2 separate regions of the Homo sapiens genome follow, and region 2 is linked to region 1. A link is an interaction called in ENCODE POLR2A ChIA-PET data of the cell type or tissue named here. Cell type or tissue: PC-9. All regions are shown on one strand. Links, peaks and the distances in the headings refer to the core of each region. The heading gives the core; the rest is flanking DNA.

Region 1 (2,818 bases), core at 131-2,630:
GAGGCCGAGGCAGGCAGATCATGAGGCCAGGAGATGGAGACCATCCTGGCTAACACGGTGAAACCCCGTCCCTACTAAAAATACAAAAATTAGCTGGGCGTGGCAGCACGTGCCTGTAGTCCCAGCTACTCTGGAGGCTAAGGCAGGAGAATTGCTTGCACCTGGAAGACAGAGGTTACAGTGAACCGAGATCGCGCCACTGCACTCCAGCCTGGGCAACAGAGCGAGACTCCATCTCACAAAACAAAGCAGACAAAAAAAAAACACACACACAACTAAAAATAGAATTACCATATGATCCAGCAATCCCACTTCTGGGTGTATATACAAAGGTATTAAAATTGGCGTGTCAGACTGGGCATGGTGGCTCACGCCTGACCCAGCACTTTGGGAAGCTGAGGCGGGCAGATCATTTGAGGTCAGGAGTTCAAGACCAGCCGGACCAACATGGTGAAACCCCGTCTACACTAAAAATACAAAAAATTAGCCAGGCATGGTGGTGTGTGCCTGTAGTCTCAGCTACACGGGAGGCTGAGGTGAGAGAATTTCTAGAACCTGGGAGGCGGAGGTTGCAGTGAGCTGAGATCATGCCATTGTACTCCAGCCTGGGTGACAGAGCGAGACTCTGTCTTAAAAATAAAAATAAAATTTGTATGTCAAAGAAATATCTGCACTCCCATGTTCATTTCAGCATTAGTATATAATCTTTTATGATATTTTCTACTTCATATTTCTTCACTGAATTGTAACATCTTTAAACTTCTTGAGCAGGGATTGTGTTTCAAATGTCCCTGAGACTCCCAGAGATCCTTAACAAGGATCTTGTCTTTGTACATGTTCGTGGAATAAATGAAAATCTTTCACTGGCCACAGTACTAATAAATGAAGATTAGGCCATCAAAAATGAGAAACACAATAAGAAAAGAGGAAATTAATAAAGCCTATGATTTTAGAAGGAAGCAATCTGAATATGAATCAGCTTAACATTTTACCCTAATGCAATGACCTGTAACCTGGGGGAGCTTAAAAATGTCAGTGTTCTCATGATAGAAATTATTTTCCATAAAACTCAAACTCTTTCCCAGAATAAATTTCTAGCAAACTTAGAAAAAGTATCCACTTTTTTTACCTTATTGTCTAGATAATTATAATGTTTTGTTTCAGATTTGTAAGCGATTTTAGAATAAGTAAATACAGTTTTATGTGTGTGATGTGAATATCACTGAAGTGTCCATGAGAATCTTTCAGGCCAGAAGGAAACTCCCTTTGCATGAGTTTGCTTCTTCAAATATACCTGCTCAGGCAATCGTCTCACCTGTGTTAGAGGCCATGAAATCACTGATTAGTCATTCATTAACTATTTAAAGAGCACCCACAGGGTACATAGATCAACCTTTGATTTCTGAAAGCCCAACTTCCCATTCATTACAACTTTGCTAAACAACATTAAATTTTTTAGAGATGAACAAGGTCACAAACTTGTTTTTCTAATACTAGTGATTATAACAATAACATGACTTAGATTTAATGCACACAGCATTTCCTGATGGAATTCTGATTACTGTGTAAATAACAGCGACTATTTTTTTTTTTATGACCAAAGCAGGAAATGGCTTGAGTCCAGTGTCTCAAAATGGTATGTGGGGATTTCTGTGGGAAGCTTCTCAGTACCCATACAATTTCTGTCATTGAATAGACTGGAAGAAAACAATTTAAAGGAAATAAATTAGTACAAAGAAAGGCTAAGTAAAAACCTAATGGGTTTAGTGCTGATATTTTTATTAGAATCATTCCTGTCATTAATATTTACTGAATATGGTTGCACACGTGGTACATTACTAGACATTTGTCTCAAGGTGCTTAGAATCATCTGAAGGGGGAAGACATGACACGTAACATCTTCACCTTCTTTACCTCAAATTCCTGAAAGCAAGCTGTATGCAGTCACTGACTTCACTTATCATTCACTCCTCAACTTCCCACTCACATTTTAACCCATGATGCAGTCTGGTTTCCAGCTCTACTCCCCTGAAACTCCTCTTTACATGGCCTTCCTATTGCCCAACCCAATGACCAATTTTCATGAAATCTCTGCTGCATTCTGACAATGCTGATTCCTCTCTCCTTCAATTCGATTTCCTGCACTCCAGCCTGGACAACAAGAGCAAGACTCTGTCTCAAAAAAAAAATGTGTTTTTTTTTTTTTTGAGACAGAGTCTCGCTCTGTCACCCAGGTTGGAGTGCAGTGGCGTGATCTCGGCTCACTGTAAGCTACGCCTCCTGGGTTCATGCCATTCTCCTGCCTCAGCCTCCCGAGTAGCTGGGACTACAGGCGCCTGCCACCACACCCGGCTAATTTTTTGTATTTTTAGTAGAGATGGGGTTTCACCGTGTTAGCCAGGATGGTCTCAATCTCCTGACCTCGTGATCCGCCTGCCTCAGCCTCCCGAAGTGCTGGGATTACAGGTGTGAGCCACCGTGCCCGGCCAAAAAAAAATTTTTTAATAAAGCAAATAGTATACTGCTTGACATACATAGCCCCACAATGACACAAATATTGGATAGCAATTTAACCAAAATTTACATATATTGCATTCATGGAGGATGCAAGTAGGAAAAGTGGGAGTCTGGAGTAAGGGTGCTAAATCTTTATCTTCCTAATTTGGTCAGAAGATAAATCCCAAAATTTATATATCAAGAAATAGCAGCATAAGGATATTATTTAGAAATACAAAGGTAAGTATAGTAGAAACACATTTAAAAATTAAGGGAGTGGAACTCGGGATTAGAGAAAAGTGAGACAATAGGCACCTCTTTT
Region 2 (2,818 bases), core at 164-2,663, 62 kb after region 1:
GCCTATTTCCTCCTACCCTAATTAACACCAGTAGCCAAAAGTTTTTTTTTTTTTTTTTTTTGAGATGGAGTCTTGCTCTGTCACCCAGGCTGGAGTGCAATGGCGCCATCTCGGTTCACTGCAACCTCCACCTCCCAGGTTCAAACAATTCTCCTGCCTCAGCCTCCCAAGTAGCTGGGATTACAGGCACGTGCCACCACGCCCAGGTAATTTTTGTATTTTTAATAGAGATGGGATGGCCGGGTGTGGTGGCTCACGCCTGTAATCCCAACACTTTGGGAGGCTGAGGTGGGTGGATCACCTGAGATCAGGAGTTTGAGACCAGCCTGGCCAACATCGTGAAACCCTGTCTCTACTAAAATTACAAAAATTAGCCAGGCGTGGTGGCAGGTGCCTGTAATCCCAGCTACTTGGGAGGCTGAGGCAGGAGAATTGCTTGAACTCGGGAGGCGGAGGTTGCAGTGAGCCGAGATGGCATCATTGCACTCCAGCCTGCGGAACAAGAGCAAGACTTCGTCACAAAAGAAAAAAAAAAATAGAGATAGGGTTTTGCCATGTTGCCCAGGATGGTCTTGAACTCCTGACCTCAGGTGATCCACCCACCTTGGCCTCTCAAAGTGCTGGAATTACAGGCGTGAGCCACCACTCCTGGCCCAAAAATGTTTTATCAGATTTTTGTGATCATTTGTTGGTGTTCCTCTCACCGGTTTGTAAGAGCTCTTTTTATATTATGGAAATCTATTTATAGCCTACCGATTTGAAATATCATTTTTATTTTATACCAAATTCTGATATGTCCTTTAGAAGTTTGAAGTTTTCTTTTTTAAGGTGCTTATGGAATGGCTAGTTCTAGTTTTTGAACCGTTAATATGGTGACTTGAGTTACTGGATCACATTAGATTGGATTTCCTAATATTGAATCATCCTTTTGGTCCAGCAATGGATCCCACTTGGTTATGATAGACTGTTCTGTTAATGTATTGCTGGATTGTATTTGCTAATCTTTTTGTTCAGGATTTTGGAATCAGTTAAATAGTAAATTGGTTTGTCTTTCTTTTTTTTTTCTGTACTATCCTTTTCTGGTTTTACTATCTCTGTCACAGTGTTCTCATTTTTTAGTGGAAGCTTTCCATTTCTCTTTGTGCCATGGATCAATTTAAATTAGATTGGAGTTACTTGTCTCTTAATGCATTAGTATATGGCACCTGTGAAATATCTGACCATAATGTTTTATCTAATTCAGTTATTCATTATTTCATTCATTCATATATTTTGACAATAGACCAGTTCTCAGACAACATTCTTCATTTGGTGTATCGGTTTGATTTTTTCTTTTCTTTCTTTCTTTCTTTCTTTCTTTTTTTTTTTTTTTTTTTTTTTTTTGAGGCAGAGTCTTCTGCTCTGTTGCCCAGGCTGGACTGCAGTGGTGCAATCTCAACTCACTGCAACCTCTGCCACCTGGGTTCAAGTGATTCTGCTGCCTCAGCCTCCAGAATAGCTGGGATTTACAGGTGCCTGCCACCACAACTGGCTAATTTTGTATTTTCAGTAGAGACGAGGTTTCACCACATTGGCCAGGCTGGTCTCAAACTCCTAACCTCTGGTGATCCGCCCGCCTCGGCCCCCAGAGTGCTGGGGTTACAGATGTGAGCCACTGCTCCTGGCCTGGTTTGATTTTCTGATACCCCTCAGGTCACTTTGGATGTATTTATGATCTTCTGTGTAATCATTGATTTCATAAGAGTTCTACATAGAATTAAGGAAAATAATATCTTGTACTTTAATATCTTTTGGTTCTATTATTTTTTTTCTTCATCTGGTTAGTCCATGTTGTTTTTCTGTATTCTAATTTCTGCTTCCTTGGTACTTTGCTTTAGTGTTGTTTGCTGCTGCTGTTGTGAATTTCCTGAGTTGAAAACTTGGTTTCTTTTTATTCTTTCAAAAATTCAAGGCTATTAATTATCCTCTTTGCATTGTGTTAGTCGCATGCTGCAGATTCTCATCTGCATTATTTTTATGTTATAGCTTGATATTCTGTGATTTCAGTTTTGGTTTCATTTTTTATCTAATATGTGTTGAGATTTTTTTTATTGTATAGGTGACTGGGTTTTAAATTTTTTATTTTTGTTCATATTTAGTTTTATTACATTGTAATCACAGAATGTTTTGTAGTACTTGTATTTTTTGATGTTTTCTTTGTGGTTTAATATGTAGTTGTTTTCATGAATTTTATGGGCATTTGAAAAGAAGATGCATTCTGTTTTCAGGGGATAAAGTTAAATGTATTTGTCCACTTGATCTGTCTTGGGCTGAAATCAGTGAATTGAAATCTTTTACTATATTGTGTTTATTTTTTCTTTATTTCCCCTTTTTTGGTTCTGCAAGTTTTTTTCTGTACTTAACTATTTGGTACATAAAAATTCAAGTTAGGTTTTTATTTTAGTTGTACCCTGTTTAAATTTCAGGGTTTTTTGTTGTTGTTGTTGAGACAGAGTCTTGCTCTGTGGCCCAGGCTGGAGTGCAGTGGTGCGATCTCGGCTCACTGCAACCTCTGCCTCCTGGGTTCAAGTGATTCTCCTGCCTCAGCCTCCCAAGTAGCTGGGATTACAGGCATGCATCACCACGCCCGGCTAATTTTTGTATTTTTAGTAGAGACGGGGTTTCACCATGTTGGCCAGGCTGGTCTCGAACTCCTGACCTCATGATCCTCCCACCTCGGCCTCCCAAAGTGCTGGGATTACAGGTGTGAGCCACTGTGCCTGGACAAATTTCGGTTATTTTACCTTGCAGTTAACCTCGTTTAATATTGTGAATCCTA

The links. Peaks named below come from ENCODE experiments on the same cell type or tissue, not always from the same donor. Only the 100,000 strongest peaks of a DNase experiment are listed, where the experiment ranks them.
Region 2: POLR2A ChIA-PET joins it to region 1 with 11 read pairs; 8 of 35 experiments call an interaction of 5 or more read pairs at or near these places.

What each region holds. Positions count from the first base shown.
Region 1 is chr14:52,699,449-52,702,266 of GRCh38, forward strand. No RefSeq gene overlaps it. Among named protein-coding and RNA genes, the nearest start is that of ERO1A, 5.3 kb to the left of the region's middle. In PC-9, for the core only: no CTCF peak of the experiment used is centred there; a DNase peak (open chromatin) is centred at 1,443; H3K4me3 peaks cover 868 bases; H3K27ac peaks cover 2,500 bases.
Region 2 is chr14:52,761,526-52,764,343 of GRCh38, forward strand. All of the region lies in intron 9 of STYX (serine/threonine/tyrosine interacting protein), which reads left to right. Among named protein-coding and RNA genes, the nearest start is that of GNPNAT1, 29 kb to the right of the region's middle. In PC-9, for the core only: no CTCF peak of the experiment used is centred there; no DNase peak of the experiment used is centred there.